2 separate regions of the Mus musculus genome follow, and region 2 is linked to region 1. The links are chromatin loops, found by intact Hi-C in ENCODE. Cell type or tissue: gastrocnemius. All regions are shown on one strand. Each heading gives the region's core, and the rest is flanking DNA. Links, peaks and the distances in the headings are about the cores only. Region 1 has its middle 12 kb from the start of Pdgfa. Region 2 overlaps Prkar1b (protein kinase, cAMP dependent regulatory, type I beta).

Region 1 (15,779 bases), core at 4,943-12,942:
ATTTGTAGTGTTGAAACACCAGTTTCCCTTTATCTCTGGGCAAAGCTTTCTTGGTTCTGGGCAATTAACCCAAATGGAGCCTCAGCCATGTGGGCTCTAGTCCTTGAAGATCAAAAGTGCCGGGCCACAAGCCTTAATTATGTCATTATCTTGCCCCCCTTTTTACCCCCAGGCTAAGGATCGGGCCTTTCCAGTTCAGGCTCCCCAGAAAACAAGATAAGTCTGTGCTGGGGTGGGAGGGCACCTCCAGGCTGCTTTCCACTCCCTAGTAAGTGTTTTTATTTTCACTTTTAACTACACAAACAGAAATTACAAGTCCACAGTAGGCTGGCGAATATTTTGTGAATGAAGACACACACACACACACACGCACACACCCGTAAAGGAACGTGTAGTGGCTTTGGAGGGAAAAGCCTAGGGGCTAGGGAATGGACGTGATAGTGTGCTTACCTGCCATACACAAGGCCCTGGGTTCTGCTCCCAGCACCAAATCAAAACAACTCTGGTGATGCATACTTGTAATTCCAGCATTCTGGAGGCCGGAGTTCAAGGTCATCCTTGGGACACACAGTGAGCTCAAGGCCAGCCAGGAATACATTAGACCCCGTCTTAAAGAGGAAGGAAGGAGAAAGGAGAGGAGAAAAACCTCAGCCAGATATGGTGGTGCAGTTCTATAATCTTAGTACTCAAGAGGTTGAGTATTGCTTTAAGAATAGCCTGGGCTATCCTTATAGTAAGATCCTGTCTCAAAACACACAAAACAAAACAAAGTAGAAACCCAAAGACTAGAGTCAGAAATTACAGCTTCTCATGGCCACCAGGCATTTAGCTGTGTCTGGTCAGAACGGTTGCCTGCAAAGCACGGGGCTTAAGAAAACCCAATACTCTAGATCTTACATAGGGTAGAGAAAAACATTTTAGTTGTGTGTGTTTTTCAGGTATATCTGTGTACCACATCCCTGCTTGGTGCCTCAAGAGTCCAGAAGAGGGCGTCAGATCCCATGAAACTGGAGTTACAGACTCCAGTGAGCTGCCATGTGCATGCTGGGAATCAAACCCAGGTCCTCTAAAAGAGCAGCCGGTGCTCTTAACCAGCCCCCAGAGTAAATCTTTTTGTTAGTGATTTCTGTACTATGGATTAGAGTGATAACATTTTGCAGGTATGAAGTTTAATAAAGTAAATATGGTTACTATTCGTTGCACCTCTCTCATCTTTTTTCTTCCTCTGTTAATGTGATTCAAGTAAACTAAAAGTGACCTGTAGAAATCAGGCAGTCCTGGATGAGGCACTAGCCTGTCATCCCAGCACTCCAGAGGCTGAGGTAGTAAAATCCCAAGTTCCAAACCAGTGTGGGCTACACAACCTGACCCTATCTCCAAATAAATAAATTTTTTAAGAAGAAAAAATAGAAAATGGTATCTGGAACCCTTTGTGGTGGATTATGCCTATAATTCTAACCCTTGAGCCTGAGGCAGGAGAATTGGGAGTTCTAGGCCAGCCCAGGGTACATAATGAGTTTCAGGCTAATGTGGGCAGCCTCATGACTATCTCAAAACAACCACAAAAATCCCCAAGCCAAGGAGGAGAACTTGTGTTCCCATATTTCCTCTTGGAGCCAGCAGGTGAGCATTCTAGCTTGGGAATTTGGTCTGAGTAGGTAGGAACAATAACCAGGGTTCAACCCTGACCTACACTGCCTCCCCCTCCTGCTGTGTTACTCTGGGTAAACTGGCCTCTCAGATATTTCTTGTAACAGGCAGCTCTGAAGGTAGCCTTTAGAAATGTGTGCCAGGCATCTGGATAAACACTGAGGGGTGGTATAGCAAGGTTTTCTGGAGCCCTCTGTCTCTAGGAAGCAATAAGCCAAGCAGAAAGTGCTTGTCACTTCAGGTGGCTGGGAAGGGATCATTTATGAAAAGATCCAGACCAAGAATTCCAAATCAAGATAACAAGAGCAAGTGCTAAGGCCCGGAGGCAGGAACCTGCTCAGCAGGTCCCAGGTTCTGCAAAGAGGAGAGGATGATGGGAGGAAACAGGTTGGAGCACTGAGCAGGATGACCACGGGCCTTTGAGGCCAAAGGAAGAAAATGGAATTTGTTTGGATTTCCCCACGCAGACTTGGGTTTATCGTATTGAGTCAAGGTGTGGCCTCAAACTCACCTCCACATTTTGAGCACTTGAAATGACAGGCATATATACACTCAGCTGAGTTGTTTTTTTTTTTTTTTTTCCTGGAGAGGAGGAAGCTATCAAGAGGAATACAAAGGTAATGCCATAATGGGTACCAGTCACTGTCCCCTCAGACAGACCAGCGTGGGTTTCCTCAAGGCACAACCACTGCCACACCCTCCGTAGTCCCCAAGCCCAACCCCACCACCCCCTGGGGCGCGTACCAGTATGGTGGAAGCTGCAGCCCTGTCAGGACAGCCTCCCTGTCTGTCCATTGGTGTCACAGCCCTCGGATTTCATGAGTCTCAGCTGTGCTCAGAACAGACATGCTGAGAACAGGAACGATGACTTTACATGATGGTGTCTCGTGCTTGTTGGAGAACAGACCCAGGGAAGAAAGGGCTGTTACAGGAAGAACATGGGGAAATACTGACCAGGCTCCAGATCCGCCGAAAGAAAGAACCCTGTGAGAGGATCGTCAGGGGACAAGATGAGGCCATGGAGTGGTGCCCAGGGCTCGTGGTGCTGGACAGGACCACTTCGATCTGATGTCTGGTCCTTAAGGAAGCAAGTCGATAACAGGAAAGTGATTCCCATAGGCTGCCATTGACCCTCTACTTCAACCACTCCTCCAAGCCAGCAGCAACGCAGAGCACGACAGAAACCACTAGAGGTATTGTTCGATCCAGTGATAGGTCTCAGCACTGAATTCCTACAGTGTGCCTATGGTGTGACCACCATGCACCCTGGAGAACCTCACAGAGCCTGGTGGGGGTCCTAATGTCTGCAGCATGCTTTCTATTGACTGGGAAATCTGAGAACGTTGGAAAGGTGTTGGAAGGAAGAGAGAAAAAAGAGAAAGAGCAAAGGAAGATTGATTGACAGATACTTAGGCAGATAGGTGGATACATAGGTACATAGGTTATAGCCATGGATAGATGATAAATATATAAATACAGACCTTATGGACACAGGGGATAAATGGCACACAGATACACACATCAGAAACATAATAGAAACATTATAGATGATCAATAAATATATGATACATTATTTGTTGAATGATGGATAAAAGATGATAGATGGTTGATGGATAGATAATATATAGTGATAAGTAGATAGATAAAAGCTGGGAAGATAAGCAAGGAAGTGATGATGCTAGCCCAGCAGAGACAGGTGAATCTCTGTGAGTTCAAGGCCAGCCTGATCTACAGAACAAATTCCAGGACAACCAAAGGTATACAGAGAAACTCTTTGTCTTGAAAAAAAGTTGTAAAAAGGGAAAAGGAAAGGTAGATAGAAGAAGAGATAAATAATAGTTATCTGATAGTAGGTTAGTTAATAGGTATATAATAGACAAATAGATGAGATATATGTATAATATATAGAGAGAAGATTGATAGCTAGACAAATGCATAGAAGATTAGACACACAGATAATAGATAGGTATAGGGATAGTTGGTAAATTGAGGTGAACGGTGTGCTACTTACACTATTATTATTATTATTATTTTCTTTTTGATACAGCCTCATGTTGCCTAAGCTGGCCTTGAACTCACGAGGTTGCCAGTGCCAATGTCACAACACTCCCGCCTTCACATACCGAGTGCTGAGACTGACTGTACATGGGATTGAGTATGCCCCCACAGAGAGCCTATGGCCTGCTGGAAATGGATTCCAGGGCTTGTGCATTCCAGGCAGGTACTGTCCCTGAGCAACACGCCCAGCCCTCATTGCAAAATGAGGAAATTTTTCAAAAAAAAAAATGATAATGATTCCCTCTTCGCTATCAGTCTCCTAGGAGGCCAGAAGCTTCCAGGATGTAGAAAAGTCGGAGTAAGTCACAGGCTAATAGGTACTGGTTCATTTTAAGGAAAAAGACCACCAGGCTGAGTGTGGACAGCAGACCCGGCTCTCAGAAGCATCACAGATTGCCGCTGCCGTCCTGGGCTACACAGTGAGACTCTGTATCCAGAAAAGGAGAAGAACTGAGAGAGGGAGAGGAGGAGGAGAAAGAAGGGGGAAGAAAGAAGGAGAGGCAGAGGACAACAGTGACTGGGACTCAGTGATAGAAAAATGTTGGACATCCAGGACAAATGTAAAAGCCTCAACAGTAGAATCCTTCAGCCATGTGTTGCAATGCAGTGGATTTTCATTTTGTGTAGCATCTTCATGCATATCATATTAACCAGACTGCTAGTCCTTGGCCTCATACATGCGAGGCCAGCTTTCTACCTCTAAGTCACACCCCAGCTCCTCACTGGAGGATCCTAGGCAGTTGTGCTACCTCTGAGCTACAGCCCAAACCCTTCCCTAGAATTCTAGGCAAAGCTCTAACACTAAGCCACACCCAAGCCCCTCACTGGGGAATTCTAGGCAGAGGCTCTACCACTGAGCCACACCCACAGCCCCTCACTGGGGGATTCTAGACAGGGGCTCTACCACTGAGCCATGCCCCCAGCCCCTCCCTGGGGGATTCTAGGCAGGGGCTCTACCACTGAGCCACACCCCTAGCCCTTCACTGGGGGATTCTAGGCAGGGGCTCTACCACTGAGCCATGCCCCCAGCCCCTCCCTGGGGGGTTCTAGGCAGGGGCTCTACCACTGAGCCACGCCCCCAGCCCCTCCCTGGTGGGGGTTCTAGGCAGGGGCTCTACCACTGAGCCATGCCCCCAGCCCCTCCCTGGGGGGTTCTAGGCAGGGACTCTACCACTGAGCCATGCCCCCAGCCCCTCACTGAGGGATTCTAGTGTACTGCTGAGTTATATTCCCAGCCTTTTAACTTTTTTATTTGGAGACACAGTCTTGCTAATTTGGCCAGGCTGACTCTGAACTCACTTTGTAACAAGCTTATTTGGGAGCATTTATTTAATTATTTGCTTGTTTATTTAATGTGGTGTGTGTGTGTGTGTGTGTGTGTGTGTGTGTGTGTGTGTGTGTACATGCCATGACACATGTGGATGTCAGAGGAGGATAACTTGCAGAAGTTGCTTCTCTCTGTTCTGGGCATCAAACTTAGGCCTGACAGCAAGCACCTTTATCTAATGAGCCATCTTGCTGGCCCATTAGCTAGATTTTAAAATGCACATGTGTCCTGATTCCCACAGAGGAAGGGAGATGAGCCTATTCAGGATGTGTTGCCTGAAAAAATCCAAGAGCAGGTGGGAGCATGGGGACGCAGCTGCTCTCCAGCCTTGGCCAAGCAGCCATAGCTGGCAGCCACAGAGTAGTGGCGTCCAAGAGCAGCTGTGGGCTTACAATCCAACACCTGAGCGCCACCCTAGCAAAGCGACCCAAATATGGAAACGGGTCTTTTTTCTCAGAAGGCCTGACATGAAACGATTTAAAATAGCAAAGTCAGGTGTGGAAGTGTACACCTGTAATTCCAGCACTCAGGAGGCTGAGGCAGGAGGACTTGAGCTCTGGCCAGTCTGGGTTGCAGAGTGAGATCCTGTCTCAATGAGGCTGTATATAAATCATTAAATGAGATCACACAGACCAAAGATAACCATATTTCCAGCTTTGGAAAATTCTCATCTTGTTTTCCTGGCGAGTTTTCCATTGCCTGAGATCATGGCTCCTGTCCATCCCTTGCTGGATTGGGAGCCAGAGAGTAGTACTGGTCCATGGCTTCTCTCCTGCTTTACCTCCCCTGGAGTGAGGATATCTCTACAGGGGCTGCTTGTCTGCTATAACCTCCATATAGATAATCCGATCTGCATTCATATGGAGAGAGAGAGAGGAGAGAGAGAGAGGGAGAGAGAGAGAGTTCAAAAGAACACTTGAAGAAACGTTCTATTTTCTTCCACAGTGGGTTCTGGGAATGCCACCTGGCTAGCCTTCCACTTTCTGCTTTTTTGAGTCAGGGTTTCTCCCTGGATCCAGCCTTCATAGGCTAGACTTGCTGGCTAGTGAGCTCCTGAGACCCTCCTGTCCCTCCCAGTCCCAGAGCTAGGCTTACACGCTTGGATCATCATGCCTGGTTTCTTAGGTGGGTGCTGGAGATTTGAACTCTATTGACTGAGTCCTCTCCATAGCCTCCAGGAATACCTGTTTTTCCATGCTGTGTTCCCGAGCTCTAGCCCCCTCCCCCCAGTGACTTGTCTTGCTATCCTGAAACCCCACAGGCATCTTCAGCCTGCCAATGAGGCTTCAGAGATAGCCTCTGCTAGTGCTAGGATCTCAGAAGCTGGAAGAAAGGAAGCTGCAGACATTGATAGAAAGCTGCAACTCACTGCTTCTTGGATGCATCTTCTTCCCTAATTGCATTCTGTGTCTGACTTGCACTTCCTGGACCAAGGCTGCTCCCTGCCCCTAGAATGTCCCTTGCCTCTGGGCTGCACCCCTGGACCAAAGGAATCCAACCAGGCAGGCCCCCACACAAAGTACTTGGAAGGCTAGGGAGGCTATTGTCTGTGGTTGTGCCCTTGGCTTGGTGGACTGGCACTTGAGAGTGATACCAGGCTGGTCACACTGTTACAGGGCTGGTAAGGTGAGGGCAAACTCTTTCTTATAAGAGGCACCCACACATAGCTTGAATGGGCATGGGGTAGCTTCCTATGGGCCTAGAGACCTTGCCTTAGGATAGGGAACAAAGGAGACAGGAATCTTCAGTGAAGCCAAAAATGGATATGTGGTGAGAGTTCAAAGGAAGAAGTATAAAAGAAAGAAAATGAATTTGGGCATATCAACCCGGTCCTCAGATTAGAAACTGAGGCAGGAGGATGGCAAGTTTAAAGTCAATGTAGGCAATTTAGTGAGATCCTGTGTCAAAAAAATAAAAATAAACAGGCTGGGGCAAAAGCTCATGAACTCAGAACCTAGTGTGCATGTAAAAAGCTGGGTATGGTGGTGGGCACTTCTAATTTTGGTGCTGGATCGGTGGAGATGGGGATCTGTGATGCTCTCTGGCCAGCCAGCCTATACTCCTGGGCAAAGTCTACGCTAATGAAGAGACTCTGTTTAAAAACAAAACCAAAAACAAAACATAAGAACAAGGCTTTTCTAGCCTGCCTTCAACAAATACACATACATGTACACATATGTAGATCAATAAACACATTTTTAAAAAAAGAAGAAGAAGAAGAGTGAGTTCCCTGCCATTTCCCTGTTTGCGGCTGTGTCCGTTCCCAGTGTGTCTAAAGAGATCACAACTTTGCAACACCATACAAATGACCCACTGGCCAAGGAAGCTGGAGAGTGTGCTGATCCGTGGGATTTGAGCTCAGATACCACTGAGTCCAGTCGCTCGGCTGCACCTGAACAGCTTCATCTTCTTGCCTCGTCAGAAGCATCCCACACAGTCTGGACAGCGGTGCTCCTGAGGACACCGCGGCTAGCAGAAGGCAGGACTGTGCAGCTGGCCAGGTCGGAATCTGATGTGTACCCTGCTTGTTCACCAAGGGAAACTGCCCTCAGAGAGTGAGGACACCCCAGCCTGTCTGAGCTTCAGACCCTACTCTCAGCCTCTCTATCCTGGCCAGCTATGTGTCCTGTTCTATCTTGGCAAGATAGAACATCCTGGACCACTCTGGTGAGGGGGATTTGGGTCTCGCATCTCCACTGAGTGAACTCGACTATATCCTTCTGCCTTGAAGACTATGGACAGAGCCACAGTCCTACCTTAGGTCCTCCTCTTCCTGTCTGCTGGGGAGGCTGGGTCACCCAGGCGGCTCCTCTAAAGCAGGAGGACAAAGTCCAGCTGGTAATCTCATCCTCATCCCATCTTAGAATAGGGAGGCCCCAGCATCCCTGTGGTAGCCACCTCCCTCTGAAGGGAGCCACGTGAGCTTCCCTAGAAATGCCAGCAGCCTCTTTCACCAGTGTCTACTTGGTCCAAAGGCCTCAGAGGTGACAAAGAGCTCTGGCCTAGAGAGGCAGCCACTCTGCCACCTGCTGGCTATGCATCCTTCCACCTGTTGCTTCACCTTTCTGAGCCTCTGCTGGCCTCTACGATGAAAAGATAATAAAGCAGAAATAGCTGCTAATTAGAACTGTTGGGAGATCTGTTAAGGCAGAGCCTGGCATGGAGCCCAAATGTAGCCAGCATTGAGATTCCCTGGTGCTAGAGAAGGATGAATGCCACGGGCATATGGCAGATCTCAGTGAATCAGTTCCACCCAAAGGAAAGGGGCTCACACCTCTGGGTGACAGGAGTCCCAGATGGCACTTTAAGCAGGGTATCCCTGTCCATCTCTAGGCCAGTCTTAGGAGTTAAATGACAGCCAGTAGCCTAAAGGATTCTCGGCTTGTACTCTACCACTGAGCCACACCCCAGACCCTCCCTGGGGGATTCTAGGCAGGGGCTCTACCACTGAGCCACGCCCCCAGCCCTTCACTGGGGGATTCTCTATCACTGAAACACACCCCTGGCTCCTTACTGGGGGATTCTAGGCAGGTGCTCTACCTCTAAGTTATAACCAAAACTCCCTACCCCATTTCCTTCTTTTTTCTTTTTTTTTTTTTTTGTTTTGTTTTATTTTGTTTTGCTTTTCATTTCCAATTTTTTAATTAGGTATTTTCTTCATTTACATTTCAAATGCTATCCAGAAGTCCCCTATACCCCCCCCACACACACACTGCCCTACCCACCCACTCCCACTTCTTGGCCCTGGCATTCCCCTGTACTGGGGCATATAAAGTTTGCAAGACCAAGGGGGGTCTCTCTTCCCAATGATGGCCGACTAGGCCGTCTTCTGCTACATATGCGGCTAGAGACACGAGCTCCGGGGGTACTGGTTAGTTCATATTGTTGTTCCACATATAGGGTTGCAGATCCCTTTAGCTTGTTGGATACTCTCTAGCTCCTCCACTGGGGACCCTGTGTTCCATCCAATAGCTGACTGTGAGCATCCACTTCTGTGTTTGCCAGGCACCGGCATAGCTTCACAAGAGACAGCTATATCAGGGTCCTTTCAGCAAAATCTTGCTGGCGTATGCAACGGTGTCAGCATTTGGAGACTGATTATGGGATGGATCCCTGGGTGTGGCAGTCTCTAGATGGTCCATCCTTTCATCTCAGCTCCAAACTTTGTCTCTGTAACTCCTTCCATGGGTATTTTGTTCCCAATTCTAAGAAGGGGCAAAGTGTCCACACTTTGGTCTTCGTTCTTCTTGAGTTTCATGTGTTTTGCAACTTGTATCTTGTATCTTGGGTATTCTAAGTTTCTGGGCTAATATCCACTTATCAGTGAGTACATATCATGTGAGTTCTTTTGTGATTGGGTTACCTCACTCAGGATGATACCCTCCAGGTCCATCCATTTGCCTAGGAATTTCATAAATTCATTCTTTTTAATAGCTGAGTAGTACTCCATTGTGTAAATGTACCACATTTCCTGTATCCATTCCTCTGTTGAGGGACATCTGGGTTCTTTCCAGCTTCTAGCTATTATAAAAAGGCTGCTATGAACATAGTGGCGCATGTGTCCTTCTGTAGTACAGCTTTAGGTCAGGCATCCCTACCTCATTTCTTAAAGATGACGTCTCTCACATAGTTCTGGGTATATTAAAACTCACTGTGTAAACCAGGCTGACTTTGAACTCACAGAGATCCATCTGCCTCTTCTTCCCAAAAGCTGGGTTTTAAAGGCATGTACCACAACGACCAGCCTAATATTTTTTCTTTTTTCATGTCATATAGGGTCTCAGTAAGTTTCCCAGCCTTATCTTAAGTTCATTCTGTAGCCCAGGCAGGTCTTGAACTAGCAATCCTCCTGCCTTGGCCTCCTGACAATTAAGATGGCTGACGTGTGTCATGAGGCAGGCTAAGCTTGGCTTTGTTTGTGTTGTGTTGTTGTTTGTTTGTTTGTTTGTTTGTTTGAGATAGGGTCTGGCTCTCCTGAAACTCATTACTTTGTAACCAGGCTATCCTTGAACTCACAATGATCCACCTTCTTCTGCCTCCCAGTACTGAGACTAAAGGCTTAACCCACCATGCCTGGCTTGAATTGAAACAGTGACTTACCATGACACTCTATCCTAGTAGCTCCAGGGGACAGAGAACTTTATCAGCCATAGCTTCAAGGGGTGTGAAATTGACTGGCTTGCTGAAAACCAGAAGAACCGACTAAACTGTCCACATATGTAACAAGGTATCTGCACACCTCCACCTGCAGTAGTCTACAGTGCTCCTTGGACGAGACCTATAGCTACTCCAGCCCTCGGTTTCCCAGAAATGGTGACACTTGCTGTCAGAGGCGTCCATGGCTACATAACAAATGGCCCCAAAACTTAAGAGGCTCCAAAAAAATTTTATGATTTCGTGATTCCTGGAGCTCTGAATTTGGGATGGGTTAGCTGGGCCTACAGAAGACTTGAATGAACCCACGCAGGAGGTCAAGAGACCTCACAGCTCTGCCTCCGGGGACACCTGCAAGCTGATCACCCGAAAGGGCGCAGAATCCCAGAAGGGGCATAGATGGCTGGGGACTGCCTGATTGCTGATTGCTGCAAGACCCAAAACTCATGGCTATTCAGTACAAAGCCCCAGCAGCCTGCCTATCCATACCCTTAGAACTGTCAAGGGAGGGCCTGTAAACCAACAGAACCTCCCATAAAGGGACATTGGATGAACTAGGGAGGAAAAGGCAAGAGCTCTGTGAGTCAAGAGAATGGCCTCTTGGGTAATGGAAGTTCCAGGGACGGTGAACCTTGTTTGTTATCTTCTTAAAGGATATCCTCACCAAAGGGCACCCATCACCTAGCTCTCTGGAATCACAGGGGATTGATTATATAGTTTAGGGCAGAAAAGAGTTCCACTTCTGTGATCCAGTTGCCCCATCAAGGCCTGGAGAGCACACATTGTGTGCTTGGAGGTCCCAAGACCTAAAACAAACATGCAGGGAAAGACCATTGGGGCAGTGCCTGGCACAGGTTAGCACAGAACACAGCTGGTGGAGAACAGCTAACCTAGTCAGCCCTCATTCCCACTCTTCTCCCTCCCTTCAGAAAGTCCCACCTCTTAGAGTAAACCTACCAGTCCCCTTCCCCCCAAGGGCAGTATGAGCCATCTATCTCACCTGCCTCAGGCTCTGGACCACAGAGAGTACATCCTGGTGAAGTAATAGGAACAAGAGAGGCTGTCCACTGTACCCTAGACCAAGCTAGATCCAGAGTTGTGTGTGTTGGGGAGGGGACCTGAGAAGGCTTCCAAGGAGAGGTGGCTTTTAAGGTTCGCTGTACCCTCCAGGGCAGGAGTCTTCCCCCATCTCACCTCATACCATTCTCTCCTCTTCCTCAGGGAAATCAGACGTCAGGAATCTTCCAGAACAGCAGCTGAGTGGGTGCCCTCCCTGCCCTGGGGCCACTGCTGTATCACCAGTCTGGAATGCATTTTCAATTACCCTGTCCTCTCCTGTCCTGCCCTCCCCACTAGAGGCCAGCTCATCATTTCCCCATGGAGAGGTGGGGGCTGGAACAAGGAATCTAGGAGCTCTCAGGATCTGGGTTGTCCTGGAGGCAGGAGAAAGAATGAAGTTCTTTCAGGCCCAGTCCCTCCAAGTTCCCTCTCAGCCCTCTGTAGTGAATAAGTAGAGGTGGCTATAGTGACTATCCAGAGATGAGATGGAGATAGACGGCCACCAGGAACTCAATCCTAGATACATTCCCATATTCAACGGTGTCTCTGGTTTTCTGGTGTCTTCTCTAGAGAAGGAGTCCACTGGAGCCATCAACTGTATTTCTTCATGAGAGGACACTGTTATCTTTCTGGATTGGAAGCAAAATTTCACTGGTTCCCAGTGCCTCCTTGGCCTGTCAGTTTTCATAGATCTTCTGAGGCTCCCATGGCTGGTCCCTGTCCCTAGTTCTCTTTTCTTGGGTGGGAGTGAGGGTGCATATGGTCCAAACATCTCAAGTAGAGTCTATTTGGAAATCTGCTGTGTGGCCTTTCCTGCCTCCCCATTTCTGGCCCAGCAACTGTCAGCAAGGGAGGTGTCCTGGCCAGCCTTGGGCAGCCCTGGAGGATACCACCTTCTAAGAATAGAGCCCTGCTTGCCACATCCCTTTCTCACCTGGTCCTCAGATGCTGGGAGGCTGGCCTTACCTATGCCAGGTGACCATCCGTCTGAATAGGGAGAATACCAACAAGGCCTCCCATCTCTTTCTAGTGGGGTGAGCACCCTGTGGTGTGTGTGTAGGGCATTAGCTCTGAGAGACATTTAGAGCCACAATGCACTATATGCTCTGACACCAGGGTCCTCAGAATAGATGAATCTCACTGCTCACATGTTTCCCTAGTCTTGGGATCCTGGGCCTCTTTCTGAGAAATTGACCTTAGCATTACTTTAATATCATTGATAGATCTCTGGATTCAGGCTTGCAGAGCTGGGCCATGCCCACCCCCCAGCTCACACTCAGACGTGGACAAAGACATCAGGACATATTTGGTGATGCTGTGTAGTGTCCCCCTTCCCATCCTGAGGGTTTTCATCCTGTAGTTTGGTGGGTGCAGGGCACACAGACTATCCAGAGATGAGATGGAGATAGACAGCCACCAGGAACTCAATCCTAGATATATTCCCATCTTCCAACTGTGCCTCTGGTTTTCTGGTGTCTTCTCTAGAGAAGGAGTCCACTGGAGCCATCAACTGTATTTCTTCATGGAGGAACACTGTTATCTTTGTGGATTAGAAGCAAAAATTCACTGGTTCCCAGTACCTCCTTGGCCTGTCAGTTTTCATAGATCTTCTGAGGCCCCCATGGCTGGTCCCTGTTCCTAGTTCTCTTTTCTTGGGTGGGAGAAAGACTCCAAAGTGGCTGCAAGGACAGGCTTCCTTGTGGCAGATGGCAGCACCTGGAGGACCCTCAGTCATGGCCAGCTCACATGGCCTGTACACAGCTCCCCTTGGTGCCCATCACTGCCTCATACTGCCTCCAAGTCCTCGTGTCTTCCTAGGGCCTCCTAGGGAGCATGATATCCTCCCAGGGCAAACCTGGCTGGGCTCCAGTGGTTAGGGCTCCACTCATAAAAAGCTTTATGGCCCTAGGGAAGGCAGAGCTTCCCAGAACATGCTGGGTTAGGCAGAGATGACCCAGGCTCTACTCCTTGTCCCCCAACCCCTCTGCTGTGAACATCTTCTCACTCTGAATTCAGTGGCCCTGTGCAAAATGAGCCCCACAGGGATATTATGAGACATTAAGGACAGAGACAGACAGAAAGACAGAGAGATCCTGAAGGTTCACTCCAGTCCTGTAGCCTGGTGGGCAGGCTTGCTGAGTGATTGATGGGTTAGGAGTGGGTAACTGACCAAACAGGGAGTGTCAGCCTCCGATCTTGGATGGCATCAGATACCTTCGTGGCAAGGGTTTTGTGTTCTTTTGAGGTTAGTACTCTCATGCCAGGCCCCAGGTGACAATGTCAGCGATACAGAGTTCCTGGTTGCTCACCTTTACCTCAGAGGGTGACTCTCTTCTTCCTGCCCTTAGCCCAATATTCTCCACCAGGGGCCTGTCTTAGCTTTTTGTTGCTGTGAGAAACACCATAACCAAAAGCAATTTGTAGAGAAAGGGGTTTATGCAATCCATTGGTGAGCTTGCAGTCCATCATCAGAGGAAAACAAGGCAGGAACACAAGCAGGAACCTGGAGCCAGGAACTGAAGCAGAGGCCATGGAGGAACACTGCTTACTGGTTTGCTCTCCATGGCTTACTCCGTCAGCTTTCTTATACAACCCAGGGCTATCTGTCCAGAGTTGGCATTGCCCAAAATCATTAATCAAGAAAATGTTCCACAGCCTTGCCTACAAGCCAATACGTTGAAAACATTTGCTCAAGTGAGATTTCCTCTCTAGCTAGTGTCAAGTTGACAAATCTAACTAGCTCAGGTACCATGTCCCAAGGGACTGCCTAGGTTCCCTGGCTCTGAGACCTAGTCCCAAAAGGCCTGCAACCTATATCTGGGTGCCAGAGACAGGGTGTTCTGGACCCTTCCTATTGAGTATGAGCCTGCAGCAGACACCCAGGAAGTTACATTCTGGGGCTTGACACAGGCTATACATATCACAGTTGTGCCCAACTCCAGGTCCTCAGGCCTCCTGGAGTAGATAAGCTATACTACGGGGTCTGTCTGAGACCCTCCCCACATAACCCAGAAGCTCACACTAGAAAGTTTATGTCATGAGATGGTGGGTCAGACATATGGAAAGTCACCTCCCTTGAGATGGCTGCCTGACTCACAAGGGTCCCTGAGCAGGGACAGGGTCTACCTAAGGATACTTGGAGAATGAGGGTCCAGGAGAAAGGTAGCTCCTTTGGGCTAGGATGGGTCCTCTCTAGGTGGCCACATATCAGGGCTACATACAACCCAAGCCATGTGCCAGCAAGAAAGTAGCCAATCTGTGTCTACCAACTGTGGGTACTACAGCTGATGTGCTTGTCATTATGCATGATCAGATGTGATGTTCTATGCCATGATAACTTTGAGCCTGTGAGCTTCTTTTGCTGAGTTAACACACCTTATCCACAATCCCATGCCCTGCTAAAACCAGGCCTTCGAGGCAAATACTCCTCCCCGTTCATGGTGAGATCATCGAAGCTCTGAGAAGTTAAGCAACTTGCCTTTTGCCAAACAGATAATAAAAACTAGGAGCAAGGCTTGATATCACACATCTGCAATCCCAACACCTGGGAGGCTGAGAGGGGAGGATCTCAAGTCTAGACTACACAGTGGCACTGCTAAAGAAGGAAAAGGGGGGAGGGAGGGAGAAGCCATGTTGGGGCATAAATGTAATCCCAGTGCTAGAAAAGTGGAAGATACCTGGGCCTCCATGGCCAGCCAGCCAACCTAGCCTACTTGACAAATTCCAGACCAGTGAGAGATTCTATCTCAAACAAGAGCAATGGTGTTGGGGAGGTGGTTCATTGGGTAAAGTGCTTGATGCACAGACACGAGAACCCAAGTTAGTCCCCAGCACCCATGCAAAAAGCCAGGTGTGGCACTGTGTAGCTGTGATCCTAGCACTGGGCAGCAGAAATAGGGAGGTTCCAGGGACTTGATGGCCAGCTAGCCTAGTAAAAAGGGGGACATGGTTGGAGGAGGTGTATGCACACACATGCGCCCACACGCGCGTGCATATACATTTGTATGGGATTTTTTTGTTTGTTTTTGTTTTTGAGACAGTATCTCACTATGTAGGTAACCCTGGCTGTCCTGGAATTTGCTTTGTAGACCAAGCTGGCCTCATACTCACAGAGATCCCCCTGCCTTGGCCTCCTGAGTGCTAGGATTAAAGACATACACCACCACTCCCAGCTTACATTTGTTTTTATTTTTACTTTAATTTTTAAAGACAGTATAACACTGTTACCCATACTAGCCTCTTAGTCTATGGGCACAGACAGGACACAGACAGGATGAAGCAGGATCATTACCAACCAACTGGAGCTGGAGATGGTGGAGGAGGCCTCAGGCACCAGCTTCCCAATGTGGTGACATCACAGAGGCAAGTGCAGCTAGAAAGCAGCCAGGCTGGGTCAATGAAGACTTCCTGGCAGGACCAGGGCCAGCTGATCTCAGAGGAAGTAAACTAACTGAAAGTAGGGGTGGGGGGAGCAGAAGGGGACACTAAATCTAAAGCTAGGACCAGGGTACTCTGGATGTGAAGTCACCCA
Region 2 (15,779 bases), core at 3,253-11,252, 54 kb after region 1:
ACCAAGACTCCAGGGTCAGTGAATATCACTCTCCTGACACAGATGGACCAAGATTGCCAGGAGCCCAGGGTGACCTGGGCAGGGCTGGCTCTGCCTCCCTTCTCAAGCACTTCAGTCAAGTGCTCAAGACAGCAGTAGCGGTGTGAGGACAAGGATAATCACAAGAGCTGGGCCTAGGACACACAAATGCCACCCTTGGCCTATGAGCCCAGAGCACTCCTGGGTAGTCATCAGGCCAGTGAGGGTACCCCCTTGTAGTCAGTCTATCCTGGGTGCAGCCACCTCTCACTCCTCCTCATGTCCACATGCATTTTCAGATCCCCTGAAGGCAGATCAGGTCAAGACCATGCCCCAATATGAATCCCATAATTTCTCCGAAAAGAAAATAGAGTCCCATGAGGTCTGTAGGAACCCAACAGTTCAAGGGACTGCCGGTACCCTCACCCTGCATAACCTAGCCCTACTACAGCAGCACAGCATTTGGGGTGCCTCAGGGTCTAACACCCTCAAATATAGGCACACTCACTGCCAGGCTATATTCAACACCCTGTGACCTCAAGTGGGGCCACTGAGGACCTCAGAGATGATGTGCCGTGTAGTTAAAATATGCTTGGGAGACTCCAAAGACCTTCAGAAAAAAAATGTCACAGCCAGTTTTGCATTCCACAAACGGCCAACTGAAACATAACAGCACTTTGGAAGGCACATCTCCAGAAGACAGTCACACATCCCTGTTCACTGCAGGGTAGCTTGCAAGAGCCCATAATGAAGCACATAAAGAAAAGGTGCCACATGTCCCCAGTGGAATATTACTCAGCCTTAAGCGGAGCACTCTGACACCTGCTACAGCGTGAATGGGTGGAGCTTAAGAACTTTTTTTTTTTTTTTTTGCTCAATGACCAGAAGCCACAGGATAGATGCTGTGTGAAGTCAACAAGAGGCTCCCCAGAAGAGTCAGACTATTTTTAGATCAAGAATCTGTGAATTCCAGCCCCAGAATCCTCATGAAACCTCTGGGCATAGTGACCAGGGTTTATCAACCCCGTGCTGGGACCTGGAAAGTAGATAGGCAAATCTTTGGGGGGTTCATTGTTGGCTCAGTGAGCTCCAGGCTAGAAAGAGGCTGTTTTTATTGTATGTGTATGGGTGTTTTTGCGTGCGTGTGTGTCTGTGCAGGCAGAGGGGAAAGAAGGGGTCAGATCCCCTGGAACAGAAGTTACAGACAGCTGGATGCTAGGAATCAAATCCAGGGCCTCTGGAAATGCATCTAGAACTCTTTAACTACTGAGCCATCTCTCCAACCCCAGGAGTCAGACTTGTAGGGCTAGGAAGTAGGAAGAGGGGAGTCGGGGGCTGGGGTGGGGCTGTGGAGTGACTCAGTGAAGGAACCAGATGAGATCAGTAAGGCAGTTCAGACAGGAGGCTTGGGGGGGACAGGTCAGTGCATAACGGCTCCCTGTGGAGATTCGGGGATCTGAGCTGTTCCATTGCCAGAAGCCATGTGTTTTCTAAAAGGTCAGATGTGATGGTGCAAGGCTGGGTAGGTGGATACAGGGGGATGCCTAAGGTTTTGCTGGCCAGCCAGCCTTACATGCTCCCAGGTCAGTGAGAGTAACACTCTCAAACAAAAAAGGTGAACAGTGACAATAAAGACACCCGAGGTTCAGCGATGGCGTCCACAGACATGTGATCTCCTCCACCCCTCCCCCACAGGCACAGAGGAAAGAGTTTTGGGGATGGGGATGGTGACAGCTGCACTGTTGATAATATAGTTAATCTTGTGCTCCAAGCACTTTAACAATTTAAACAGACGTGTTCACCCAGAAACTCTGGTGAATTGAACAGTCCCCGGCCCAACAGACTCACTCCCAGGTGCACACAGTGCTGCCAGGGAGGGAAGCGCCTTTAAGGCGGGAAGAACCTCTTCTCCTGAAACAGGAGAATCCTACCGACCTAGAACTCACAGGGACAGCGTTAACCTTGGAAGTGATAGGGACACCGCCAAAACAAGAAGTCTAGAGACAACCAGGAAAGACCCCAGAGCCCATTTCCAATCTCATATGCTTGCAGTTGAGTGTCCTTTTCGGCGGAAATGCTGTCCCATGAATAAAATAAATTGGAAAAATATTTCTCTGCTAGAAAACTGGGTTCTAGTTCTTGGCAAGCAAACACCCACTGCCTAGCATTTAGTCTCTGTGGAAAGCCATGATTTTAACTAAGACTGAACTTTGGCCCTCCTGGTCCTCCTAGAGGGAGAAGAGTATTCATCCTGGAAGGGTGCTCCGGGAAACCTAGCACACGGGCCTGTCTGGAGGGAGGGGTGCAGATCCTGCCTGGGAAGGTAAAGCTGGTGCTATCCTGGGTGTCCCCACCCAGGTAAAGGGCAGATGGATTGTTGCTGCCCTAGTGGCATCGTCACAGACCTGCCTGGCCTGAGAGAGGGGTTACAGGATGCAGCACGGGGGCCGTAGAAGCGTCCTGAGAATCATCACAGTGATCAGAGTAATGAATGCCCCATAACTCAGCTGGGACTGACATGCCGGCTCCTCGCTCCCAGCAGCTTACTGGGTACCCTTTGATTCCTTTACATGTGGCCTTCTTTCATGGCCCCGTGTGTTTACCCTGCAGCTCCCACATCACAGTCCACCTTCTTCTGTGCCCATCCCTGTGGGTGCTCCCTGCCGCCCACCCCTGTCACCACTGGAAAGTCTGAGAGACTGATGGAGGTGCCGGGGACTTTTTCATAGTGCTATAGGGAGGCGAGGCCGGACGCACCCACTCATAGGTCCAGTCTGCGCCACCCACAGCCTCTACATCCTAAACTCGAGGCTTTAGCCAGGAAGTGGCATCCACCCACGATGCCCAGACATCCTGGTTTGGCCAGCCAGCGTCCAGCAAGGGCCTCTAAGCCGCCTTTGAACTTGAACCTCCCAGCTGGGGAGGGAGGGAGGACAGATCTGTCGAGACAATATATTTGAGGTGAAGGTGAGCTCATTTTTTCCTTCACAAAATTGCCTCCACATGTCCCCAGGTTGGTGGGTGGCCAGCTAGAGCTCTGACCATCATTACAAGATACTGGGGCCAACTAGAGGCTGGGGAAACCTCAAGCCAGGCTCCCACCCTGGCCCCTTATTGACTCATTGGAGGCTGGAAGGTATCTGTCGGGGAGGGTTGGAAGGGTCTTATTCAGATGAGCTGTGACTTTGGGGACCCTCAGTCCTGCCTTGAAAAGGATGGAGTGGAGGTGTGTGGGATCCTGCCGGTCCTATCCACCCCTCCCTCCACAGTCGAGGAAGTCAAGGATACATATCTGGGGCCAGAATCATCAGTTAATGTGACTTTCACTTTTGCAGGATTCTGGGGACAGTGAGGTAGAGGCTGGCTTCTGAAAAGAGATGGAATAGTACAGGCTTAAACACTGAGCACACTGTGGCCATCCAGGGCAGTGACTCCCTGCTCCTTAGCCATTCCTGGGGTCTTCCACAGCAAGTGGCTCAGGGGCCTCCAGGGAAGACCTCAGACTCAGTGAGCCAGGGACACACAAGATGGCCACATACAAGCTCAGATACACTGTAGCTAATCTGAGGAGGGAGGTGGCTACTGCAATTGTGGTGGGTGTGGGTGTGGTGGGCTTCCTTGGGGATGAAAGGCTGCCTAGAACAGGCAGGAGGTGGGGTCTGCCTAGTACACAAGGGGAAGAGGGCACGAAGCCTGCTCTGTGAGAGAAGCCCGTGATGTAACCCTCTGGCCGCTGTGGACCCGCTCACCCCTCTGGGATGAAACCCAGGGTGGAAAGGACCAGAGCAGAGCCTCCTTGCAGTCTGCACAAGGTTCTGACTCACTCACAGCCTTCCTGGAGATGTACATGGCGGCGGGGGTGGGGTGGGCATGGAAGGGGGAACTCAGGGACTCCATAACCTTGAAGACAGCCTGCAGCACTTTTCCTATATCCACTTATTTGGGGAAAGTCAAAGAATATGTGACCCAGAATCCCCTGGGGTCACCCCAACTCTGTCTTTGAGATGGAATTAAAAGATTCTAGGTGACTTTGGTGAGCACAACGGAGGTCACATGTGGACTGGGACACACGGCTCAGTTGGTATCGTGCTTGCTTAGCATTTGTAAAGTTCCCCCCCCCCCGGGGGGGAGGGGGGCCTCCATCCCCAGCATCACATAAATCAGATATGGCCACACAGCTCTGTAATCCCAGCTCTCAGGAGGCGGAGGCAGGAGAATCGGAAGTTCAAGGATATTCTCCAACACCTGAAGAGTCTGAGTTCAGGCTGGGGGGAAACAAAAGGGAAAAAATGGAGGAGGAAGAATAAGGGATAGAGGAGAAAGAGGGAGGGGGAGGGCAGACTCATGTTCCAAGGAAAGGATGGGCCCAGATCAGAAGCCACATGAGCTCCCAGGTTACGGCAGTGGGAGTGTCTAGTCTTCTGTTGTCACTAAGGTCAGCATTTATCAACACTCCACTGCAGACAAGAGGAGCAGGGCCTGGAGGGTATTGAAGGATGAATAAGAGTTTGCAAGGCAGAGGAGCAAAGCTACGAGCAGAGAATTCCGGGGAAGCCCAGCCCTGAGGTGTAAGCTGCTGGTCACTAATTTCCTGTTGATCGCCCATCATCCACCCCATGAAGTGACCACAGCACCCCCAGGGCAGATCCGTGTTGACTATTCCCAGGGGTCCAATGGGAGCTGGCAATGCCACTGGAGATCAAGAGTTAGCAGGCTGGAAGGAGAAGACAGAGCAATGAGCGGTGGGTTTAGGGCCAGGAATGGGCAACAACCCAGGCTCACAGCTTGGGAGAGGAGCTATGGGTACAAACTATGGGGGTTTGGTAGAATATTTGCCTGACCTGCAAGAAACCCCAGATTACATTCCCAGCATGGTATAAACCAATGCTGTCATCTCAAGTCTCAGGAGATGGAGGCAGGAGGCTTGACAGTTAAGGATCATCCTTGGCTACATAATGAGTTTAGGCTAGCCTGAGCTACATGAGACCTTATTTTTTATTTTATTTTATTTTATTTTATTTTATTTTATTTTATTTTATTTTGGGTTTCTCTGTGGAGCCCTGACTGGAACTCACTCTGTAGACTAGACTGACCTTGAACTCAGAGATCTGCCTGCCTTTGCCTACAAGTGCTAGGATTAAAGGCATGTGCCACTACGACCTGGCAACCCCCATCTTTAAAAACAAAAAAACAAACAACAACAAAAACCCCCAAACAACCATAAAGCAAAAATTAAAAATGAGTTACCCATGCCTCCCACCAATATCAATCCATCAAAGCAACTTCCAACAGAGAGAGCAGCGGTCCTTGGGACCCACTTATACAAGCTACTAGGGGCAAAGGCCTTCTCCCCTCCCTACCATAGGCCAGTAACCAAGTTGTTTTCTGAGCTGGGTTCTTCATGGATGTTTGTTTTAACCTGAAGCTAGGGCACAGCAGAGCCTAACTAACATCAGAACCTCTTTTTAATCGTCTGCCTCATGCTTCCTCTTGAGTGAGTAGCCCAAGGGATCACGACCTCCCAACTCAGTTTCCTTGTTTGGGGAGACAGGAGGCCCTGCCTCCCCTGAGACCCAGACCAGGGGTTGAGCTGTCAGATTCACGGGGTCAGCTTTGCGTGTGCCCCACTCGGGACGCCTGAGTGACTCACTTCCTATGTGGTGTCTCCGGAAGCAGGTGGGCCAGTGCGGTTCCCAGAAATGCATTGTGGGACAAAGTTGGGCTGCTGGGGAAATCAGAAAAGGATTTTCCCAGAAATAGCCTGGCTGGACATAGACTTAGGAGCAGAGGCCAGGCCCAAAATAGCTCACCTAACCCCAGGGCACCAGGCAGGGTGTGGTCGAGACACCTCCGAGGCAAGGAGGGCACAGCAAGTCCCCTCGGACAGGTGGAGCATAAGCTATGGCTAATTAGAAGGTGAGGCTAAGCTGAGCCACAGCCCAGCAATGACCCTGGGGCTGGCCTAGGAACTGACCCACAACGCTGAGGACCCTGAAATGTCCTGGGCAGACTCTGTCCCTGCCCTCTGTTCCATCTAGAGACAGAATTCAAGAAATGGATCACAGAAAGTAGCCCCAAATAAGCAATTGATCAGGGCAGGGCATGTGGCACACCTGCTGATACCACCCCGAAGAGCTGACATAGATTACAACACTAAAGGAGAAGCAGATACTCAGAGTGACAGCAAGAGCAAGTGAGGGGACACCCATCAGGACGATACCAGCCCAGGCCCAGGGGCAGTCCATCAGTAGGTCAGACTCCCGCAGGCAAGAGGAGGTCCCAGACTGACTCAGAGATCAGTGTCATCACACTGCTTGGGAGGAGGATGTAAGAAAGTAACCATGGGCTCCCTATGTCAGAAGGGACAAAGACATAGAGGATTTGGATAGAAAACAGACCCCGAGCTCAGGGAAACATGTTCTGACAACAGGAGCCAGACAAGGGGACATAAGTGCCATCCCAATCAGAGAACTCTGGGGGGCGGAGGGGGGGGGCTTGGGCAGGGGTGGCCATGGAGGTAGAAGGAGGGAGGGCCAGCTGAAAGCATGAGGAGGGGTCTCTAGAGGGCATGCTTCTAACATTACAGTGAGAGTGTGGGAGAGTAGGGGATGCTCTATAAACACGTGAGCTCTTTGTTCTGACAGTCCCTTGGTGAAGCTTGGGTGCATGCTGGCACAAAAGCTGACAGTCACCCCATGTCACATCAGTACCTCTAGGGTCTACAAACATGGAAGCTACTGCCCATGTGGTAATCGCGAACATCCACTGTAAGCCCCCAGAGTTTGCAGGCTAAACTAGCTTGCTAGTCAAAGAGAACATCTTAGGCTGCTTTCCACGCAGACGCTCTGTGAAAGCAAAAAAAGAACCCCACTGGGCCTGCACCTGCCAGACACAGCTCTCTTTCCAAACTGGGCTTTTATAGTCTTATACTATCATTTAGACGAAATGCTTTCTTGATCTTGAATAAGACAATTGAAATAAGGCTGGGGGCAGGGTGTGGCTCAGCACTGAAGCTCCTGCCTAGACTCCCCCAGGGAGGGGCTGGGGGCATGGCTCAGTGGTGGAGCCACTGCCTAGACTCCCCCAGGGAGGGTCTGGGGGCGTGGCTCAGTGGTAGAGCCCCTGCCTAGAATCCCCCAGTGAGGGGCTGGGGGCGTGGCTCAGTGGTAGAGCCCCTGCCTAGACTCCCCCAGGGAGGGTCTGGGGGCGTGGCTCAGTGGTAGAGCCCCTGCCTAGAATCCCCCAGTGAGGGGCTGGGGGCGTGGCTCAGTGGTAGAGCCCCTGCCTAGAATCCCCCAGTGAGGGGCTGGTATTTGAATGTCAGAACATCCATCTAAGTGCTAAAAGCCCTGAGTTCCATCCCTAGCACCATAAACAAACAAATAAACATTAGGAATCTATTCAGAAAGTGAAGCTGCCAGCTTGCATTTGTAAGACCTGGTGCTAAGCTGTGTGAAGTTTTCAAGCCAAGCATGCAAAGAGGACTTGATGTCCAAAACCCATGATGGATGGATAGATACTTACATCTACTTCTCCTTGGTCAATCACATAGAAATTATCTCCTTCATTCCCTATGACAGAAGAGACAACAGATGTAAAATGTGAAACAAAACAAGTTAGATACTGTTGGTTATCTGGCAAAGAACCCTTGTAACTATGTGTGCCAGCCAGTACCAAGTAATGCCAGCCCCAGGTGCCAATTCCTGGACATGGAGCACCGCCCCACCTCTCATCCCAGGGTCTCTTGCACACCAGGCAAAGGCTCTAAGCCCAGTACTCTCTTCACTCATTAAGTTCTTCAGGTTGGTCTTGAACTCAAAATCCACATCCCCTGCTTTTTGGATTGCAGGGATGACAGATTAATGTTAGCTGTTGTGCCATGTTTCATTAGTTTCTTTTTCTTTTCTCTCTTCCATCTCTCCCTGCCTGCCTAACCCCTTCCCCTGTTTGTTTGTTCTGAGACAGGGTCTCTCACTATGTAGCCCTAGCTGGGCTGGAACTCACTATATAGACCAAGCTGGCCTCGAACTCACAAAAGTCTGTCTGCCTCTCCTCTGCCCCCCGCCCCGCCCCCGCCCCCAGTCTCTGTGAAGAGTCTCATATTATAGCCCAGACTGGCCTTGAACACAAGACAATTCTCCTGCCTCAGTCTCTGGAACACCCACCACCTCTGGCAGTTTCTTAAGTTGGCCAGGACAGATGACAAACATCTGGAAGGAAACATACCTTGCTGTATGACTGTTTCCCCACCGATGTGAGTGACAGGAAACATGGCGTCAAATATGTCACTGAAAAACAAGCACAGGTAGGAGCTGTAGCAGACACCAGCCAAGTCAACCTGTTTCCCACAACATATACCCAGTCCCGTCCATTGACCACCTCCTAGCCCCTTAGAATCCAGTCTGCAGGCCTTAGGGAGAGGATCCCTTCCAAGTTAAAAGAGGAATTAAGGCCTTCACCAGCCATGCTGTGAAGAGCCACATGGGCACTCTCCACACAGCCAACAGGCACAACCTGCTTGCTTGGCTTCTTTGTCTGTTTATTTTACTTTCTTGAGACAGTGTGTCAAACTATGTAGCTGAGAACGTCCTTAACTTCTGACCTTCCTGCCTCCACCTCCCCAGTGCTGAGGTTGTAGCCACAGCACTGGGTTTATGGGGTGCAAGAGATTAAACCCAGAGATTCTGCATGCTAAGCCAGCACTCTATCAATTGAGTAACATCCCAGGCCCTGCCTGGCTTCTTACAAGAAAGGAATGAGTTTATGGGCACTGTTTTTACAATCCAGTTAGGAAAGTAAGTCACAGTCGGTTATGAGCACTTCTCATGCCAATAAATACAATTTGTTTGGGACGTGGCCATCAAGCCTGATTGTGTGGATTTTGCTGGCTTTTTCCCCCTTCTTGAGGAAAATATTTACAGTCACAGGAGTGTTCATAACTCCAGACACAGAGATGAGACAGCAGGATTGGGGATGTCGCTTGATGGTAGAGCACTTGCCTAACACGTGAGAAGCCCTAGGTTTAATTTCCAAGTACTCCAAAAATGTAAAGAAATAAGACATCAGTTAGTACCCAGATTTGCAGGACAGAGATGTGTTAGGACACGTGGACTCCCCAAAGTTTACAAAGCTGGGGGAACCCAAAGTGGTCTCCGTGCCAACCCTGAGGCTTGGTGGCTTCCTCTTCTAAATGTAGGTGTGAAATGGGCTGTTGGACAGAAGCCAAAGGAATTAAGAAGGGCTGGGCTATTAAAGTCACCAGAAATCGTAGGACATGCATCATGGCCACATTTGTCCCAGAGGTGCCATCTCATCAGCACAGTCATTAGAACACAGTCCAAAAATGCCAGCCCATTCTCCTGAAATGTAACATCTGCCACCAGAGACCTACCTGTCTCTGGGGCTCCTGACTCACCAAGACAGGAGGCTGCGCTGCTGGAGAGGCTAAGGTACTATACAGAGCCCCCAGCCAGGCAATGTTCATGCCTGGAAACATGGGACACCTCCCTGTCTGTCCTGAATGTTCAAAACGGAGCGTAAATTGAGGCAAGCCTCAGGAGAACTCAAGAGCCCTCTCTGGCTGGAAAATATACAAAACCATCTGGGGAGAAAACACAAAATAAAAGATCCAGACTGTTCCATGCTCCGGTTCCAACCTTCAGAGCACATAAATAATTCTTCACAGGACCTGTGGGAGATCAGCCTGGTCGACATTCCATCATGGAGAAAGGAAAAACACATGAGGCCACGCCCCTTGCTGAGGATTCGCAGTTAAGAGTTGCTAGGGGAGGAGCTAATGAGGCCCCACCCACTTCCTGAGGCTCTATAGAGTTTATAGTTGCTGCGAGAGGGCTCATGAAGCCCCACCCCTCCCAAAGGCTTTCCAGACAGTTACTGGTTGATTTTCTTCAGTGGTATAGCCCCTGGTAAGTTGCCCATGCTCCTGTGGATAACCCTTCAGCCATGCTTCTGTAAGGATAGGGTTCTATGACACGAATCAGTCACCAAAGAAATAAAAGACACCAAAATAGAAGAGGGACCTGTCGGGAAAAGAAAGATCAGCTGGTGTGGGAGGGGGACCAGAGAAGGTAAGGGGAGGTAAATAAGACCCAAGTGTAATTCATAATAAGCCCAATTGTCACTTATAGTTAACCATATCTATTTTTTTTTAAGCTTGGGCTATTCTCTCTCTATCCAAACGCGCTTCTCTGGAGCTCTTAACTCTAACATCTTGGTTTTTAGTTTCCTGTGCTCATTGGGAGGGGAAAGGCAGTCACATGAGGGAGCTGTGGGCAGATCTCAGGCCAGCTCTGGATGTCTGTCCTCGGACAAGGGTACATCTTGGCCATAGTATCTCCAGCATCTGCAGGAACCATCCCAGCCTGGCTGCATCGCCTCAAAAACCACAAAACAAGGGTCCAAGAAAGAGCAGGTCTTTAAAAAACAACCTTTTGGTTCCTCCCATGCTAAAATAATAACCCTCAGCTCATAATGGTAGTGCGTGTATGTATGCATACACATGCCTGTGGGTACATGTGGAGGCCAGAGGGTGATAGTCTGTTTCTAAATCACTCTCCAGCTTATATGGTGTGATGTATACAGTATATACACACATGTATGTGTGGGTGCAGGTACTTTTGCACATGTGTGGTGGCCAGAGGATGACAGGAGTGCTGTTCTCCTGTCTCTGCTTGATTCCTGTATCTGCCACCACAGCCCTGGGCTTATGGGCATATGTGTGGCCAGGCCAAGCTTTTTCCGAGGGTGCCAGGGATCCGAAGTCAGATCTTCATGCTGACCCAGCAAGCAGTCTTACCCGCAGAGCCCCACTCCACCTTAGTTTTTGAGATTAGATCTCTCACTGACACCTAGATCCTGGCCAGTAAACTCTGAACATCTTCCTGTCTCTGCCTCTCTGGGACTGAGATTACAAGAACACAGTACTGTACTTGGGTTCTGGGGTTAGGGCTCAGGTCCTCACACTTGGCCAACAAGCATGTTCCCATTGAGCCATCTCTCCATCCCGAGGAAGGTGTGTGTGTGTGTGTGTGTGTGTGTGTGTGTGTGTGTGTGTTATGTTGTGTGTGTGTGGTGTGTGTGTGTGGTGTGTGTGGTGTGTGTGTGTGTGTGTGTGTGTGTGTGTGTGTGTGTGTGTGTGTATACTCCCCGCCTGCCCACTCTGAAAGCTATCTGCTTCACTACCCTGGCTTTAGACACTCTTCTCTGAGATGTTATTGGGTCTGGAAAATGCAGGTCCACCTTCCTGATCCTAAGAGATTGATGTGTAGCTAGCGCCACCCCAGCCTGCCCTGGGGTGTCACTCCCTGCCTGAGCATTCCCAAGGAGGCCTGCTACTGTCTTGTGTATCTCTGTTCTTCCTCTTATCTGGGTGGAAATGCACTAATCTGGCAACTTTCTTTTCTTCCTTGGCCTCCTTCTGTAGCCCAGGCTAGCCCTGAACTCATAACGACCCTCCCACCTCTGCCTCCTAGAGCGGGAATGAGCAAGCTCAGCCAGCTTCTGATGACTGTGGTCCTAGACACCTTTCACGCGTCCCTCCCTGCCCCGAGGACTTTCCAGATATCCCCATGTTTATGCAATCACAGAGTGGGCCACAATGAGCATTCCAGAGCTCCTCAAGATGAGGGCAGATAAATATGATCACATCTCCCTATTGTATGGGCTTGCTTCCACTTGCACTTCTGCTTGGGTTGGCCAAGGTGGGAATGGACTGAAAATGTTTTCTGGGAAAACGGTCCCCAAACTGAGAGGTCTGGCTCTCGACGTCAGTCACAGATATTTGCACACGCAAAAGTAGGCTTGTTAGAAAACCAGCCTTCGTTGAAGGACCCCACATATCTCTGTGAGCACACCAATGTCCCCTCCACTGCCCAGCTGCACGGCCATTGCAGAAACAAGCTAGGGACATGGAGACGCCAAAAATGCCACCTGAGCAGCCAGGCTGGGTCTCACTTACCACAGAGGCTTAGAAGCCAGATTTCCTTCTGAGTAACCTGACACCCCTTGAGAAGACCCAACAAGCCCCGTCCATGGCTCTACCCTCCTCCTGCCTCCTTCCAACTCCAGACAGACCTAATCCCTCTCTCTCTCTCTCTCTCTCTCTCTCTCTCTCTCTCTCTCCCTCTCTCCCTCTCTCAGCACTTAATGGCATTAAAAGGTGCTGGCCTCCTCTGCCTATAAGAAGAAAAACAGTTTTCCACGCTGATCCTGAAGTCACCTCCAGAGGGTTCAACTGAAGCCACAGGCAGAAATCATAAACAGCCTCCCACTTGGAAACCCGATCAACCCACCCTCTCCTTCAACAATGCTGGCTGCTCACAATACAGCAGTGGCTTGGGCTGGGCTCTAGGGTGCCCATTTGTCAGGCAGACCGGCAAGACAAGCCCATGAGGTCACCATCATAGGCACTGAGAGCCTAGCACTGCCCTGAGTCCTTTTGGTCTCCACCACTCCCATGCACACCTGTCCTCACAAAGTTGGAGTGGTAATGAACTCTACTTCCACTTAGGAAAGCTGGAGGCTCTCACTTGGCCTGTGGCTAAGAGCACAAACCTTTTGAAAGTCTTTACCTAGGCCATCGCCCCTCACCAACATTCCTTCCTCCCGCAGCACCTCAGCTCTGGTGCTTTCTTAGTCTAAGTGGACAAGGAGATTGAGAGGATGGACGGACAAATAGGGACAGGTGGGTGGATGGATGAATGGGTGTCAACTGGATGAAAGGATGGGTAGGCAAGTGGATGGGTGAAGGGATGAAAGAATGAATGGATATATGATTGGATAGGTGTATGGACAGGTAATGGAAGGATAGATAGACATTCGGATAAATGAACAAGTGAGTAGTTGAATGGATGGATAGGTGGACAGGTGAGTGAGCAGATGGATGGGTTGGTGAGTGGATGGGTTTGTGGGCAGATGGGTTGATGGATAGACTACAGAGTAAGATAGGGAAAAAAGAATAGAAAGTTGCTAGATTGATGCTTTCCACCCAGATATAAGGGAGAACAGAGATGCAAAAGGCAGTAGGAGGCCTTCTGTGTGGATGCTCAGGCAGGCAGAGACAACCCAAGGCAGGAATAATGGAGAGTAAGCAAGCATTATCAGTGAGTTGGTGGATAGGTAGATGTATGGATGATGTGGACAGGTGAATGGATAGTGGGTAGATAGATATACAGATGGGTTCCAGGATTGGTGGTGGACAGGTGGAATATGGCTAGATGAATGGTAGGTGATGGACCATGCACAAGTGGGAGGACAAAGAGAAAGACGGGGCTAAGGAAAGAAAGCACATTGATGGCCGGGCAGTGGTGGCACACGCCTTTAATCCCAGCACTTGGGAGGCAGAGGCAGTCGGATTTCTGAGTTCGAGGCCAGCCTGGTCTACAAAGTGAGTTCCAGGGCTATGCAGAGAAACCCTGTGTCGACAAAATAAAAAATAAATAAATAAATAAATTTTAAAAAAGAAAGAAAGAAAGAAAAAGAAAGAAAAAAGCAAGCAAACAAGCTCACTCAAGTCAGGATGGGCTCAGGAGAAAGAAAGAAAGAAAGAAAGAAAGAGAGAGAGAGAGAGAGAGAGAGAGAGAGAGAGAGAGAGAGAGAGAGAAAGAAAGAAAGAAAGAAAGAAAGAAAAGAAAGAAAAGAAAGAAAGCAAGCAAGCTCAAGTCAGGATGGGCTCAGGAATCCCCTGCCTGCAGACACTTTCCAAAGCCCCAGCCTCTACTGCCCTTCCTCCAACCACAGCAAAGGATGCAGGGAAATGGGAAGAAGGTTCAATCATAAAGTGCTTTCAAGAACCCATGTTTGGCGCCCGCTTGTAATTTCATGGAGACATGGGAGCATCCCTGGGGTAGGCTAGCCAGACAGCCTAGCTGAATCCATGCCTGTCTCAAAGAACCAAATGAAAGGCTCTTAAGGGACAATGTCTAAGGTTGATTTCTAGCCTCCACATATTCAGACACATATAGCCTCTCCCTCACACACACACATGAGCATATGCACACACATATGCACACACATACATACATATACATATATACACATACACACATGGATGCCAGTGTGTAAGGACCCCATAAGGACTGTGTTAAGTTGATGAGAAACAAGGCAGGAAGAAACAGGTCTGCAAACCTTGGCAAAGATCCTGTTAGCCAGGGCTGGGCATTCAACGATGAAAGCCACTCCTAAGCACAATGGTGTGGCTCTGTAGCTCAGGGGACAAACAAAGAAAGGCTTGGACTCCTAGCCAAGAGGAAACTTCTTAATAGTCTCCCACTTCACTGCTAGGGCTTCAAGATGACCACTTCACAGACATGGAAGTCAAGGGTCAGAATTGTAAGGGTACCACTGAGGCTGAACCCAGGCAACAGGTTCCAGTGTCCATACTGTGTCCCATACCTGCAATGACCTCACACCTGCCTCACAGAATTCACCCAAGAACAAGTGCAGAGGCTTGGCCCCAGTCTAGGGAAGATGGCCATTTGGAGTCCCAGGTCTTATGAGGGTCCCACCCATCACCCACCCCCTGTGCTGGACACAGACCTTGCATCTTACGAACAAAATGAGGGGTCTGAAAATGTTCTGAGTGAAGATGTGCAGGCAGAGTGGACGTGAACAGCACTCATAGGCACTCTGCTGTATGTGAGCCATTCATTCCGCACAGAGTTAAGCGTTTGCTCCAGGCCCTGCTGTTCCCTGAAGGGTCACAGATCATGTGTCTGGTCATGCCCAAATTTTGTGAGATATTCCCTCTAGCAATTTTATTTAAACCTTGGGTGCAAAATGTAACCATTGTCCACAACACTAACTGTGCCCTCCAACCTCAGGAGCTGTAGCATCTCATCTTCCTATCAGCATTCTCCTAACAGCCTGCAGACCGCAAGCTGGAGGGAGGCTGCCGGGTAAACACCACCTTCCAAACGCCAGCAACTTATCCAAACAAATCTTGTCTCCTTCCTAGGACCAGGATCCCCAGGAGGAAGGGGGAGGAGAAAAGCCTATGGAGCCAATGACAACACATCTGAGAAGCCCTAACAACCAATCAATGCGTATCTTGGACCTGTACCCATGACTGTGTACCCAGTGAGGCTGGGGTTAGTGGGGTCAGGAAGGCTAGGCCCTGTATCCATCAACACTTACAGCATGTCCGACCTTCGAAAGGACCTTTGAGGGCATTAGGGAGATGGCTCAGTAGGTAAGAACATTTGCTGTGCAAGAATGAAGACTTGAGTTTGAATCACCAGCAGCACTGTGAGCGAGAAACAGGAGGATCACTCCCGCTTGCTGGCTGCCAGCCTAGCTCCAGATTCAGTGAGAGATCCTATGTGAAGGGAATTAAATAGGAACAGGGCAGGACACCCGATGTCCTCCCCTGGCTTCCACATGGGCGTGGACATCTGTCTGCACACGCATGTGACATGCACTGCACACACACAAAAGAGAGGCTCCTCCAGGTTGGAGAGAAAAAGGGAATGTTGTAAATTTTATAACACAATGACTGTCATGGCTATGGTCAACCTCACTACATCTGTAATTTACTGAAGCCAAGCAGCTGGGCACACCTGTGAGTGTTGATTATTTTTTTCTTGATTAAATAATTTGAAGTTGAAAGACCCACCTTTAAAAAAAGGCTTATTTATTTTATTTACAAGAATACAATGTAGCTGTCTTCAGACACACCAGAAGAGGGCATTGGATCCCATCAAAGATGGTTGTGAGCCACCTTGTGGGTGCTGGGAATTGAACCC

The links. Hi-C counts contacts between places; a loop is a spot of excess contacts. Peaks named below come from ENCODE experiments on the same cell type or tissue, not always from the same donor. Only the 100,000 strongest peaks of a DNase experiment are listed, where the experiment ranks them.
Region 2: it touches region 1 in a loop (2.1-fold over the local background); 5 of 42 quality-filtered maps call a loop at or near these places.

The regions. Positions count from the first base shown.
Region 1 is chr5:138,999,385-139,015,163 of GRCm38, forward strand. It overlaps a transcript of Pdgfa not described here. Among named protein-coding and RNA genes, the nearest start is that of Pdgfa, 12 kb to the left of the region's middle. In gastrocnemius, for the core only: a CTCF peak has its summit at 8,074 (motif pointing left); DNase peaks (open chromatin) are centred at 5,381 and 8,125.
Region 2 is chr5:139,055,012-139,070,790 of GRCm38, forward strand. Prkar1b (protein kinase, cAMP dependent regulatory, type I beta) reads right to left here. Exons shown (of 11, transcript NM_008923.3): 5 at 8,245-8,306; 6 at 7,543-7,589. Among named protein-coding and RNA genes, the nearest start is that of Prkar1b, 67 kb to the right of the region's middle. In gastrocnemius, for the core only: no CTCF peak of the experiment used is centred there; a DNase peak (open chromatin) is centred at 6,884; H3K4me3 peaks cover 377 bases; H3K27ac peaks cover 2,816 bases.